3 separate regions of the Mus musculus genome follow, and all the other regions are linked to region 3. Evidence: chromatin loops called from intact Hi-C (ENCODE). Cell type or tissue: left cerebral cortex. All regions are shown on one strand. Each heading gives the region's core, and the rest is flanking DNA. Links, peaks and the distances in the headings are about the cores only.

Evidence for each region. Peaks named below come from ENCODE experiments on the same cell type or tissue, not always from the same donor. Only the 100,000 strongest peaks of a DNase experiment are listed, where the experiment ranks them.
Region 1: it touches region 3 in a loop (2.7-fold over the local background); 2 of 42 quality-filtered maps call a loop at or near these places.
Region 2: it touches region 3 in a loop (2.5-fold over the local background); 2 of 42 quality-filtered maps call a loop at or near these places.

The regions. Positions count from the first base shown.
Region 1 is chr11:71,649,514-71,654,090 of GRCm38, forward strand. It overlaps Gm33964 (a long non-coding RNA gene), which reads left to right and starts at 506. Exons shown (of 4, transcript XR_879992.2): 1 at 506-968; 2 at 1,612-1,686. In left cerebral cortex, for the core only: no CTCF peak of the experiment used is centred there; DNase peaks (open chromatin) are centred at 2,466, 2,685, 3,051 and 3,454; H3K27ac peaks cover 1,941 bases.
Region 2 is chr11:71,817,585-71,822,161 of GRCm38, forward strand. It overlaps Gm34127 (a long non-coding RNA gene), which reads right to left and starts at 4,133. Exons shown (of 2, transcript XR_388818.1): 1 at 3,910-4,133; 2 at 494-684. In left cerebral cortex, for the core only: no CTCF peak of the experiment used is centred there; DNase peaks (open chromatin) are centred at 2,510, 3,156 and 3,441.
Region 3 is chr11:71,936,963-71,941,539 of GRCm38, forward strand. 4930401O10Rik (RIKEN cDNA 4930401O10 gene) reads right to left here and starts at 3,160. Exons shown (of 5, transcript NR_045942.1): 1 at 2,945-3,160; 2 at 2,611-2,817; 3 at 2,392-2,508. In left cerebral cortex, for the core only: no CTCF peak of the experiment used is centred there; a DNase peak (open chromatin) is centred at 2,212.

The DNA of each region.
Region 1 (4,577 bases), core at 1,250-3,749, 290 kb before region 3:
GTAACACGGCAAAGATGAAAATTACCCTGAGTTGAACCATCCTGAGCCAGAGGCTATTGTTCTATATGCCAGCTCAGTGAGCTCATGGTGCAGTCTCGTTTGCTTAAAAGAACCTCTGTGTCTCCAAGAAGAAAGTTGCTTTTTCCAAATTTGCATGGTTGAAAGGGGGGTCACAGCCCAGCATCTCATAGGAGGTGCTACAGCCAGGCTCTTCTGTGACCTCAAGACTGCCTTTGAGGCAGCTCTGCCAGCTCAGGTCTGAGGACACCTCTCACAGCCCTGACCAGACTCTACCTGCTTTGAAAATTGCTTCAAAGCCACTGCCAGGCCCCCTGCTCTCCAGGATGCCTTTCAAACTAGTGCCTTCTTCCCTTGAGTCCAAATGGCAGGGCTGAGCAGCAGGGCTGATTAGCTTCCGAGAGCACACTTTATGCTGCCTCTTCTCCTTGTTTGAACTACAAAAGGGAATTTTCTCGTCTGAATAGCAGCTTCAACTTTCTGTCTTATTCTGTAAGAAGAGAAAGCACTCAGAAAGAGGAGCGATGCTGTCAGCATTTTTTTTTTCAATTTTCAAATGAGTTTCCCAAAGCTGGTGGCTTCTTTTGGTGGTCAGAGTGTGTGTGGGGGGGTGGGGTGGGGGGGGTGTCCAGGAGTTTTGTAAGAGCTGGGTCAGATCAGCTAGCAGTGGACAAACACTTTGAGTGAAAGGGTATCTGAAGGATGATTTTGTGTTTTGTTAGGGGAATGATTTATGGGACCAGGATGTCTAAGTCCTGTCAGCATTTCAGGGCAAGGTGAGTTAATGTCCAGGTGAGAGTCTCTTAAACTGGTGCTTCGTTGGTGGAAACACTGTATACAAGGCGAACCTGGGAAGCCACACTGGGGTCGTCCTTGGAGACGTCAGGGAGAGGCAGAAAGGTCACTGGGGTAGTCAACTCTCTCTCCGAAGAGTGCCAAGGCTGAAGAGGGTAAGTAACCTTTTGCAGTGGGTAAGAGTAAATGCTCTTGGGATTATGGATCGCCTATTGTCTGTTGCAATGCCAGGCTCTGCCTTTCCGGCACAAACGTAGGTATGGAAGGCATTTAGATGAGTGAGCTTGGCTGGTCCTTGATATAAATGTCCAAGGAACTGCTGGTACACTGGATTGGCAGCAGCATACAGTTACCAGCTTTCAGAAGGCCAGAAGAGGTGGGAGAACCAGGGTAACCGAGGAGGGTGGCCTTTCCTTAGCTTATTTGTGGGGTAGAGAGAGGAAGAAAGGGGAGATGAAAGGAAGAAAGAAAGGAAAGGGGGTGGAAAGATCAAGGGAGGAAGAGATGGGAGGGAGGGATGGAGATGGGGTAAAGAGAGAGAGAGAATTAAAATTCTCTATGACCCTTTATAACCAAATGACAACCTACTTTTCAGGTGTCTAATTACTTCTTGGGTGTCTATTCCATCACATGAGACTTCAAGGTATGAGGGACCAGTTGTTCAGGGTTCCTGTTATGGATAGAAACCCCAAACCCATCTCTAAACCCCACCCAGGGATTCCTGGCAGGATCTGGGTTTCCTTGTTGCTTTGTTCTACTTTCATCCCTGACTCTTTTTCTTCCTCTTCTTCTACCCAGTGAGTACCCGCCTGGATCACAGCTCTTATCCTCCAATTTCTGCAGAATATTGTTCACTGGAGACCACTTGATGTGGTAGGATTTGCTGGGAATTGGGTTTGAAAATCCCTTGGTCATTCTCGAGGGACTTCTCCCTGATTAGCATCCTCCCTTGTCTGAATCCTTCCTCTATGAAATGACAATGTTTTATGGTGTAGCAGACAAGGTGGTAGTGAACATTCTTTGAGGCAGAGAGAGAGTACCAGGACCAGTGTACACTCACAGGAGAGACTAAGGGGTACAGCAGTAGAGAGAACAGTGGGGATGACCCGAAAAGAGGCTATGTGAAGGGGCTGCTGACATGAGAGGTGATTTTCAGTGGATGGGAAAGAGAAAGGACATTCAGGGCACAGGGGAGAACTTAGAAAATGCTAATAAGGCCTCCAGGAGGGAGTCCATCTTCATACATCGATTTCATTGGCCTGTTTATTAAACTCATCTTTTCTTTTCAAAAGGAAAAGCTATAATTAGTTTCCTAATCTTTATTTTCTTGGGCTATTGAAGTATTTTGAATCAATATTCTTGAGATATTCATTTCCTTGAAGTGCCAGAAACAATGAAATAAGAAATGTTTTTATATAAAAATTCAATTACGAATATTAAAATGCTCCATGTAACTAGATCTGTAAGTTGATGATAAGCATTTTCTGAGTAAAAAGTCTGGCTGTTAATGCTGGCAAAAACAACTCTTTGTCTACATTTGCAAAGGAGCAGTTTCACAGAACAGCATTGCCATGATGGACATGTGTGGGAGCCTCCTCTGGTTCCAGTTTCCTCTAAGTGGAGGTGGTAACTTCTGTCTTGGAACCCACATGACTCTGGAGGAAAGTGACTATACTACCAGCCTGCTGGGACACCTGACTTGTGTAGATTTGTCCATTCCTCCACCCCTCAGGTCACAGCTCACAGTGAATGTCTAGTCAGACCCGGCCCAGCCAGAGCAAGGGGTTCTTCTGGGGTTCTTGAGAGAGGCATCCTCTCTTCTGAGTGGGCACTGTGTGAATGAGAGAGCAGCCTACTCAGTTGCTGTGGCCCAGAAATAAGCTAGCCCGAGGACAAAATAGAGCCAAGAACTTGGAGAAAACAAAGCGAGGGCTCTGAGCCATCCAGAACAATTGGATCACATTGTGCCTAAAGCCTGCCACCTCCGGAATTTTCCTTTATTGTTGAAGGCAAGTTGTGTTAGATTTCCATTCTAGCTGTTGTGTTTCTTGAAAACATCCTCAATCTGTATTCATCTTTTATGGTGACCTGTGAGGACCTGGGCTCAAAAGTGCAAGGAGCTCAGTCGAAGGCACCTAGAGTGCCCTGGTTAGTAATAGTCTGGATGTTTTCCATGTATCCAGAATGTGCATGCAAAGAGAACTCGGCAGTGCAGAGGAGTCAAAGGCTTGGGGAGGTTGCTCATCTGCTGTGTTGAGAATTTGTAGCAAAAGCTCCAAGGAGAAGGCACGGCTGTAGTGCTTTTATTGGATCTCGAGTCTCATCCAGACGACTTCCCTGCTGGGCTGTGTTAGGCAGGGACTGGGAGGGAGCACATTGGACCAGCTTCCTAAAGCTCAACCTGGTTAATGAGGGGTGCAGAGTTGAGGAAATCAACTCCTCAAGGGCCCACGGAAGGCAGCAAATCGTTTTCTTCTCATTAAAAGTAGTATATGAGCATCGTAGATGGTGAAGAAAAGTATAGCCCAGAAAAGCAGCAGTCATTTGAATTCCTTCACTCAGGTGTTCTCTATTGGTATCTGCGCATCCTCGCACATTCCAAATGTATAATTTTCTGTCAGAGCCATTTTCCCTCAAAAATAGTATCTTTGTAGTCAGTTCCGTGGTTGCATAATGTTTTGCTGTTGGGTTTTCTTTGCATAACTACTTCTCTTTTGTTGAATATTCAAGTAATTTGTCAGTTGTTTTTCTTTTGTTTAAAGGAGACTGCTTGTTAGGGCATTTTAGGCTCCGAGGAAAATTGAGGAAAAAGGTAGAGATTCTGTGTACAAATGCATGCTGTTTAGAGCCATCTTCTTGGTCGCTTGTCCCTAAGGTTGGCTTCTCTCCAGGCCAGCTGAGTGGGTTGTCCTCTCATCCACACAAAAAGGAGAAATGAAGCCTTGTCCCAAGAGCCACTGCAAGGGACACCACTGCTCTGATCAGGCCAACCCTGGCCAGGTACTCACCTTGGCTTCCACCTGACGGATGGAGGTCCTGTCTACCCAGGATAAGCATCCCAGAATGACAGGCAATAGAGTCAGCTTTCCTGGACCTGTATGAATCCCAACATCGCTAGATAGAAATCACTTGTCCCATCAGAGTGGAAAGTGTTTAATAATTATGGATCTGGTGTCTCTCCAATTTATAACAGGGTTCACTCCACTCACTCTGAGTTTAGCAGATTTACAATGTCCGTCATTATAGAATTATGAGGTAGTTTCATCATCCTGAACATCCTTCCCTCTACCCTGACCCCTGGTAGCTGCTAATCTTTTGACCATTCCCATAATACTGCCTTTTACAGAATGTCATACAGTTGACATTATATAATAAACATACAAGCTTTTCCATACCAGTTTATTCTAGTTAGTGATACAAATTTAAGTTTTTCCTGTGTCTTCTCATGGCTTGATAGCACATTACTTTTGGTTGTTGGATAATATTTCATTGCTTAGATTTATCACAGCTCACTTATCCATTCACCAACTGATGGACATCTTGGTTACTTCCAATTTTGGGCAATTTTGAATAAAAATTCTAAAAACACTCATGTTCGGGTGTTTTTATACATATATATAGATATAAGTTTTCAGTCCCTTTGAGTAACTATCAAGGAATGAAGTTTTCACTTTTCTGAGCTGAGTTCCAAGGTAGCCAAACCTTACTGGGTTGCCATCAGCAGGGACTAGGAATACCTGGGGTCCCTAAGATCTTGCCATCAT
Region 2 (4,577 bases), core at 1,424-3,923, 120 kb before region 3:
ACCATAGTCCAGAAGAGCAGATGCAAGTCCCATGGTCAGCACTGAGACTTGACACTCCAGAAAGGAGGCTTCCCACTGCCCTCTGCTCTGACCCTATCCCGGCCTGGGTTTCTACCCAGTGACCTGTCCGAGACTAGTATTAATCATCTAGCAGAAATAGAATTTTAGCTCTGACTGCCCTGTCAAAGCCTGGCACTGCGTCACTCACTGTGAGCACATAAACCCACCTCTCACGGAGTGACAATTGTGCTTCTCGATCCTCATTTATGGGGAGTCCTTAGCAGAGTGGGCCCCATGCTGTGCACTGTCTTACATCATAGGTCATCAAACCATAGTACAAGAGCTGCGAGGTACGTGGGAACGTCCATTTCTTACAGATGAGAAAAACCTTGGCTGCTGATTCATATAAGCAACTAATTAGAGACCCCAAAGTCCATTTGTCAGATATTGTGACCATAATGTCACATAACAAAAGACCCACAAGTTCAGGAAATGACAGCAAAAGTCTCTTTATTGGCAGATATGGTCACTGTGGGTTTCGTGCCAGACTGTTTTGGTCCATTTCTGGGGTCTCCTCTTCCTTCCTCTGGGATGGTGATCATAAACTTATTCTTCAGAGTAGATGAGAGATGGCAAGATTCCATGCCAAGACAGGCAACTTCCTAACAGTGCTGGCCAGGACTCCTATCAATGGAAAGGAAGTGAACTCCAACCTCTTCGACTGGGAAGTCTGATAAGGTCACATGGGAAGAGACCAGGTGCTCCATTTGACCACCAGGAGTAAAATGAGAGGAATGGGAAATGCCACACATACCTCGCTACCCGGGAGGAAACACCAGGGTCCAAATTGATCCTCTGTCACTAGAATGCACTGTGACCCCGCTTCCTTTCTTCTGTCCCCTCCATGCCTATGCAGACCAAACTCTAGCTCATGATCTTGATGGGGATGGAGAAGCCTGAGAGAGTTAGCAGACCTAGATAGCTTCTCTGTCTCTCTGAGAAGTCGACTGCTGCCAGCATCCCATGCTGGCTGGTAAGCCAGGGAGGAAAATCACACTTTGTCACCAAGGTCCATTCATCAGCAATGCCTGATTCCTGCCCATCAAGGCAGGAGACTGCTCATGCCCAGCTTCTGGGAAGATGCCTTACATCTGGGACAAAGTGACTTTAAAATATCGTAGTAATCCCGCCCCCCCCCCCCCACACACACAGTATTTTATTCAGACTCGTCTGTGAACTTCAACTCCTGGTATCTTAGTGGGGACTTTACTGCCCATATCTATCTTCTTTCTATATCTGGGGTTCGAGATGCTCTGTACTGACACACCAACTATAGGAAATGGCCATTGTCCTGAGTATGGGATCCAGTGTTCTGAGTTCTGGCCTCATGCTTTTGTTCCTTCCCAGGCCTCTATTTTCCTGTTTGTAAAATGGGCTTAGGCCACCATATCTGTCCAAGAACCTTCCCATCCAGGAAGTTCCCAGTCCCAGGATGCTGGCACACCACTGATGGTTCTAGACTCTGTTCTGCCTATGTTCATGCTCTAAGTTCATTGATCCAAAACACTTACTGTCCAGAGCACTCAGTCACTGAGGGAGGAAGGGCAACTAGGTAAGTGTGGGGGAAGGGCCTGGTTAGCTCAGAGCTGTCAGACTCCAGAGCCAATGGCCACGACAACAGCCTGGAGTGCAATATGAACACAGGCACTCAGGTCCCTGGAACCCTCAGTAGGAACTACATTGAACAGGATCTCCAGGCCATTGTAACGCACACCTTACAGCTTGGGTACACTGATATTGTAGGTACTGTCTCCATGTTTCCCATTAGAGGCTCGCTCTTGCTCTCTCTCTCCCTCTCTCTCTCTTTGTGTGTGTGTGTGTGTGTGTGTGTGTGTGTGTGTATGTGTTTCTACATACTTCTAGCTGTCTTCATTTCCAGCAGCTCCACCAGGGTCTCTTCGCCAGAAGGCTGCCCTGGGGCTTCTGGAGGCCCCTTTGCCCTTGACACAGACAGCCTGAGGGCTTAGAAACTTACATCCACTCCGGGGTAGCCCTTTACCCAGGGCTTCCCAAACTTTCCCAGTTCACTGAAGCCCAGGTGTCTTAGTCATTTCACAAAGAACTCACTCTAAGGCCAAAAGCTTGACATAAACAAAACGGAAAAAAAAAAAAGCCAAACTATCAGTTGCATCTATTTAGTAGCATGGGTCAAATAGCTTTAACAATATTTATAGCCTAATGCTGCAACCACCACTTGTAATGATACATAAAAGTGAAGGCAGAAAATAACATGTCAATTTTACCCATAAATAACCTCATTTGTGTATTGACAGGATGCACGTGCCTGTTTGCCACTGCCTAAACTCTTCCCTGCTTGGAATCTGACTGGGTGCTGGCTGCCCTCATTCCCTGTTCCAGCTGATTTCTACCAGGTCCGGGCTTTTGATCCCAGCTGCTGCTTCACACCCAGCATCACAGAGATGTGACGTCATTCAAGGGAATGTAGGACAATCTGATGCTTAAACGGAACTGTCTTGAGAGTGGGTGTCTGGCAGCTGATGCCGTGTTTTCCTCTGAAAATTCAAATATCCGACAGCAGCTTGGGTCATTTGGCTCAGGGATCGGAAGGCACGATCCAGCCTATAATTGATGTTGCCTGTACCTCGGCATACAGCTTCTTCACCTGGTTCAAATAAGAATGACTCTGAGCAAGACCTGAGCTGTTCACAGTGGCACCCAGAGCCTCAGGTATAGCAGATTAAGATAGAACCTATTACCTGACCACCTTTCCACGTGTTCTCTTCCCAGTCCAGTCTCCACTCTCCACTCCTGGATGTCTGTGGGAATATTTCCTCATAAGGACTCTATCTCAGGGTCTGCTTAAGGTACCCTGCCTAAGAAAAAGGTGCTCTGAGAGGAAGACTTGAACTAGTGCAAGGTGGTGTCATCCATGGGAGAACGTGGCTCCCTCTACCTTGAACAATGATCGTGGAGGGAAAACTGAGGGCCAAGTCCAGACATATTAAGGGAGTAGGGTTACCAGCACTAGCCACAGGCTAGATAAGGAACAGCTAGAGAAGTATGTATATCATCCAGCTGAGTGATGCCACAGATGGTCCTGGGAGTAAAGAGCCAGAGTTTGGCAAGAACATTTGCTAAGTTCTCATTCCCACATACCAATTACAACCTCTGAAATCCCAATTGTAAGAGAGAGGAGAGAGAAAGTTGAGCAGGCAAATTTTCTCCACCCACTTTTTAAAAAAGGTTTTGTTTAAATGCGTGCTTGATATGCTGCTCCCAGCTTCATTAACCTCCTAATAATTATACTAATTATGCCACGATCTCTGCATAAGGATGTGTTTGGAAGCCCCGGCTCCCGCTCAACTACAAATGGCAGACAGCCTGTGCCTGAGCCGCTGTGTTTCTGTTCCGCCCTGAAATGTTTTAAGCAAACAGAAGCAGCACCTGTTGAGCACCACACTGGCTGGGGGTGGCTGAGCTTGAGCAACCTGAGCATGCGCACAGCAGGGCCCCACACACTGCTGAGTCTTGACACATAGGTTCCTCCGAGGAGCAGATAAGTGAGCTGAGCACTACCGTGTTTGCAGTTGCCCCTCTATTTCCTGCGTGTGGATGAAATGTGACCAGCTGCTTCAAGCTCCTGCCGCCTTGACTCTCCCACCTTGATGGACTGGCTATCCATCTTGAACGGGGAGTGGAATAAGCCCCTCCCCCTTCAATAGCTTTTTGTCAGACTGTTTACAATGAGAGAAGAAGCCAAGACACTAAGGAACCACAGCAGCTTCAGAAGGTCCTACTGATGGCTCGACCTCCTGAAACTGTTAATCAGCCGCATTTACAAATTAAGACCCAGGCACCGGGGAACAGGAGAACAGCCCCTTTCATTACCTAGAAGGGAAACATCAGCAATACGTCTTCTGAAAATCCCAGTAACCTCAAGAAGGAAGGCAGCAGACAGTGGCTGGAAGAAGGGAGACCTCAGAAGAAAAGAACTGAAGAGGCATGAGCAGGATTCGGAGCAGACGGCTGGATTCCAGTGTCTGGGCGGAAGGCTCCAGTGTCTGGGCGGAAGGCTCCAGTGTCTGGGCGGAAGGCTCCAGTGTCTGGGCGGAAGGCTCCAGTGTCTGGGCTGGCACTTTGAGTTCCACCCAGAGCCAGGGCACAGCTGAGGCTGGCCAAGTAGAGAGCCATTCCTGAATCTCCACTATGTTCAGACCAAGACAATATGTGTGTATTTGTGTGTGTGTGTGTGTGTGTGTATGTGTGTGTGTGTGTGTGTGTGTGTATGAGAGAGAGAGAGAGAGAGAGAGAAAGGTAGAGAGAGAGAGAGAGAAAGGTAGAGAGAGAGAGAGAGAGAGAGAGAGAGAAAGGTAGAGAGAGCCAAGTTTATTAAGAAATATATCATTTTATATACAGTTTTCTTGAAATTAAAAATGGGACAATGTCAGCAAAGGGCTCACATACAATGGGAAGAAGTCAGTGAGAAGCTAATCAAGTAGTGTTGAAGAAACAGAAATCCTGGTATCTCAAAAGCGTGCGTCACAAAAGAGTATACG
Region 3 (4,577 bases), core at 787-3,286:
CTCTCTGGGGGTAAGGACCCTGCCCTCTGTAGAAGTGGAGGTTGAGATTGCTCTTGGCAGCAACATCAAGTGATGCATTGATTCAGCTGAGTCAGTCAAATCAACAGTCAATTCCAATTGTCAGCAGCTGACCCTATGAAAGGATGGAGACCCAGGGGTTCAAGCTGCTTGACATTTTCCGGGTGATGTCACATTGGTCCTGTGGCCAAATTCAAGGCATTCTGACCTGAATCTTGTTCTCCTAAACTTCCCAAACATGCAGCTTCTGTCTCGCCAACTTTTGGTCACAGCTGATGGTTAAGTGAAAATTCAGCCGCGGTTGGCTTTTCAGCACCTGGGACAGCGGCTGGCCCAATGGACTCTCTGCGCTGACATTTCCAAGCTTTGGAACACAGGGCTTGCAGGTTGGTGCCCTCCAGCAGTGGAGCCCATGCTTTCCCTCCCTTAGATATCCCAATGGACAACTAAGGTTACCCAGATGCCAGACAGACCTCCAGGGGATGGAGGCTAATGCCTTTAAAACCCTCTTGGCCAGGGTCTGAGCAGGCAAGAACATTGGAATATGAGTAGGTTCAGGACATCACCATAAAAACCACAATAAAACAGAGACTGGGGCAAGTTTCTGTTGTCCTATACCTCCTGCCTGTGAACACTGGGGGGAGAAGGAAGATCCACAACTAACAATCTCTTATCAAATTTGTCTTCTTTAACATCACTATAACGGCAACAGTAGTGTGTCCTAAAATCTCATGGTAAAGAAATAAAGGAGCCAAGCACCCTCCCTGGTCCTAAGGACACCCCTGCTTCCTCATCCTTCTTCATGTGTGCACCTTCCAACCTCTCCACTCACAGAGAAACACACATGCAAACAGGAAATAACAAGTCTTTTCTTAAAAACAAAACAAAATGGATATAAGTTCTCCTTCTTGATTGTTGCATATTATTCCACATTAATAGAACTACACATTATTAAAGTATTCCTGTACTAGTACATGTATCAGCAAATGTTCTTCTGAGACAGTAACTAATAAGACAGAAATCAGAGGGGGAGAGGGGGTGAGGGGGAGGAAGAGAGGGAGAGAGAGAGGAAGGGAGGGAGGGAGCAGAGACTTATGGAGTCTAATGAATCAGTTCACTTGACCATGGATGGAGACTTGATAAGCCCATAGTCTACAGGGCAAATTGGCAGGCCTAAATCCCAGGGCGGGCTGTAGTTGAGTGTAGATGTGATCTGTTATCAGAATTCCATCCACTTGTGGGGGAGCTGTCTTTTTGCTTTGAAGCCATCAACTGACTGGATAAGGCCCACCCATGTTATTCATAGAGGGGAATCAATCACCTCTACTCAAAATCTACTTGTTTAAATGTTGCTTTTTCATGTTAAAAAAACTGAAATGTTGCCAGTAATGTCTGGCCAAATAACATTTGGTGGTATATCCTACCGAAATTAACACATAACACAATTCACATAGGCATGCAAATAGTCCTGACACCATCACTACATGGCCGGTTCCTGGCTGTGAATTGCTGTCCATGTCATTTTCCTTTGTCTTCACTGGGATCTTCTGAGGTACACAGACCTGCCCTGTTCTTCATAATGGACTGAGGCTTGGGATGCAGATTTGCCCAATAGTAACCTTGAGATCTAACTCACTCTGTGGCCAGCTCTATGGGCTTCAGCCTCTTGCCTTAACTTTCTCATCTGCTAAATGAGCTTCACATCAGCATCAAATGTACAAGTTGATGTACAAGTTCTGAGTTCCACTTTCTGACTATTGCTTATTACACATGTATAGATTTTTTAAAGCACTCTCCTGTTATAAGTGTATTAAAAATGACTTTTTAGAGACACATAACCAACGGGATAGACAGAAATGAGAGTGTGCCATATTGGATAGAAGTATAAGCAATGCTCAGTAAGGAAAAGATGCCATTTCTCCTCTTATTCTGATGCAGGGGCTGGACCCCACTTGGACGTGGTCCTAGAGTATCCCCAGCCTCCTGGTCATAGGCAGGTGCATAGACTCTTTCCAACCCACGGCTGTCATCAGCAGGCTGAGGAGGTGCCTTAATTAAGAAGCAGCCCCTCCTGCCACAAGCAGTGCCTTTTCACTTCCTGGCCCAAGCTGTACTGTTGTCACAGTTGATGATCTACAAAGGAGATCTGAGAAACATTAGCACTCTCAAAACCCACGCTCCAGACCCAGTGGGGCCCACCTCACCATCTGCTGTGGGCCCCAAGCCGAGCAGGCAGCAACGGAGACGAGGATTTAGAACCTGCTCTCATTCCAAGGCGGAGGAGGTTGCTGGACTCAGACTGGCTGAGCTCTAGTGAGTGCTTGCCCTCTGCCAGGCCCAGCTATTTCTGAAAGGTTCTATGGCCACTCTGACCTGTTCTCCCTCTGACGCTGGACTTGCCCCAGGACCACAGGAAGGCAGGATGCTGAGAGGCCACAGTCATCTGTTCCCATCTGCCATTTACACCACCAAGGGCTGGCAGGAGGATTCCTGTGGAGGGAAGCAGGGGTCTTAGACAAGACAACCGGCTTTCTACTCTCCTTACCTACCCCCATATAGAACTGAGAAATGGGGTCACTGTTTGCATCTAACCGTGAATGGTTGATACCAGAGGAAACAGGCATGGATTTCTTGGCTTCTGAGATGGAGATTGGGCTATGAGATGGGAAGGTGGATAGATCCTGGCAGAGCTGGTCCACTGGCTCTTCTTGCCCAGTGCTGCTTAAGGATGCCAGAGGAGAGTCATGAGGAAAAACAGAAATCTAATGGTAGCTTGCAATGTTCCTTACTGTCTCAGCCCTAGGACAGGAAAATTAAATAAAGAGAAAAAGTTGAAAGCCAATGAAATTGGTGGAGAGCAAGGAAACAGGGAGACTTAATGCTGTTTGCTGGAAGACGTTAGGGCTGGAAACCCACAGACCCTCACCCAGAACAGGGTGCATGGATGAAAGTTGGTTGGATCCATCTTAGCCTGAAATCATTCCACATATTCGAGGTAGCTGAAGATGAGCCCAAACAAGAAGTCCCCAGAGTAAACACTCAACGAGTTGTTAACTTGGGGGAATCTGTGGGTATAAAGAGGCTGCGATCAAAGAAAGACTACATGCCCACAAAGAGAAGGGGCAGGCATCTATCTATGACATCACAAACACTGAGGTGCTGGGCCAGACCCCAGGACTGACCCTGAGGTCACAGACAAAGCTCACAAAGCACATATGACAAAAGGAATACTCTTACCTACCACCATATGACCTCATATGCTTGGCTTTTCTTGGGGCTAAAAAAGAAGGAAGGTTTGCAGCAGGCAACAACTGAACTGCTGATCACAAGTGCCCCAGCCCTAGTGTAGATGGACAGGCTAAGAAACCTTAGGAGCAACAGAGCAGCCTGCTGTTCACAAGCTGCGTGCTGAGAGTCAAGGCAAAATGAATGTCAGTAATAAGTACGTGACTCCTGATGAAACGTGTGACAAAAGCCTCTCTCTCCCCATCATCGTGTAGCTCTGGGAGCAACAGCTGAGAGGTGGAGCCTGTTCTCAAGGCCTCAGCACGAAGATGGGACTGTGACTGGGGCTGTGCCAGTGGAATGAGGGACTTGGTTATATATCCATCCATTTCTTTTTGGCTGTTCCTGGTGGTGTTAACTTTCAGGAACTGTAGCTGACCTGTACCTCAGCTGAGCAAAGCACCACAGGGGCCTGCAGGGAATGACGCCTCAGCCCTAGATATTCCTGTACCTTGTGGAATTATAACCTAGGTCATGAAGCAGACAACTGGAATGGCATCCTTAAAGACTGGTGTGAAGGTAATAGACCTAAAATTGGACAAGATCACTGGGGCTAGTTAGTCTAGAATCCCACTCCACACAGAATATCTTGCTGGACCACTCAAGCAAAATTCATCCCCTGCTTACAGAGCCTAAGAGAGCAGGAGTGTTCCTTCCTAAGCCCCACTCTCCTATAGAAAGCCCTATCGATGAGGCAGGGTTACTTAGTCTTTGCTGCAAAAGTCTACCTCTGCCATTACATCATTCTGCCTTCTGGCACCATGCTGAAGGAAAGCCAGAAGAAATTCCTCTGCGTGTATGGTGAGCCAGAGAGCAGCTTCTCAAGACACCCATGTCCTAATCCCAGCACTGTGGCTGGGTCTCCTCACCTGGAAGACATTGAGGGACTTGAGTCAGGGACCACTGATTCTTCCGGATTCTCCAGAAGTACCTGTGTAGTCTTGAGGCCCCTGTAAAAGAGAAGACCCAGAAGATCTGGAGCTGAGATGCTATGACAAGAGTAGCTGTGAAACAGGTGTGGTGGTTTGAATAGGTTTGGCCACCATAAACTCATGTTTGCCCACAGGGAGTGGCGCTATTAGGACGTGTAGTCTTATTAGAGTACATGTGGCCTTGTTGGAGGAAGTGTGTCACTGTGGAGGTGGGCTGTGAGGTCTCCTATGCTCAAGCTCCTCCCTGTGTGGAATTCCAGTCTCCTCCTGGTTGCCTTTGGATCAAGATGTAGAACCCTCAGCTCTTTCTCAGAACCCTGTCTGCCTGAAGGCTGCTATGCT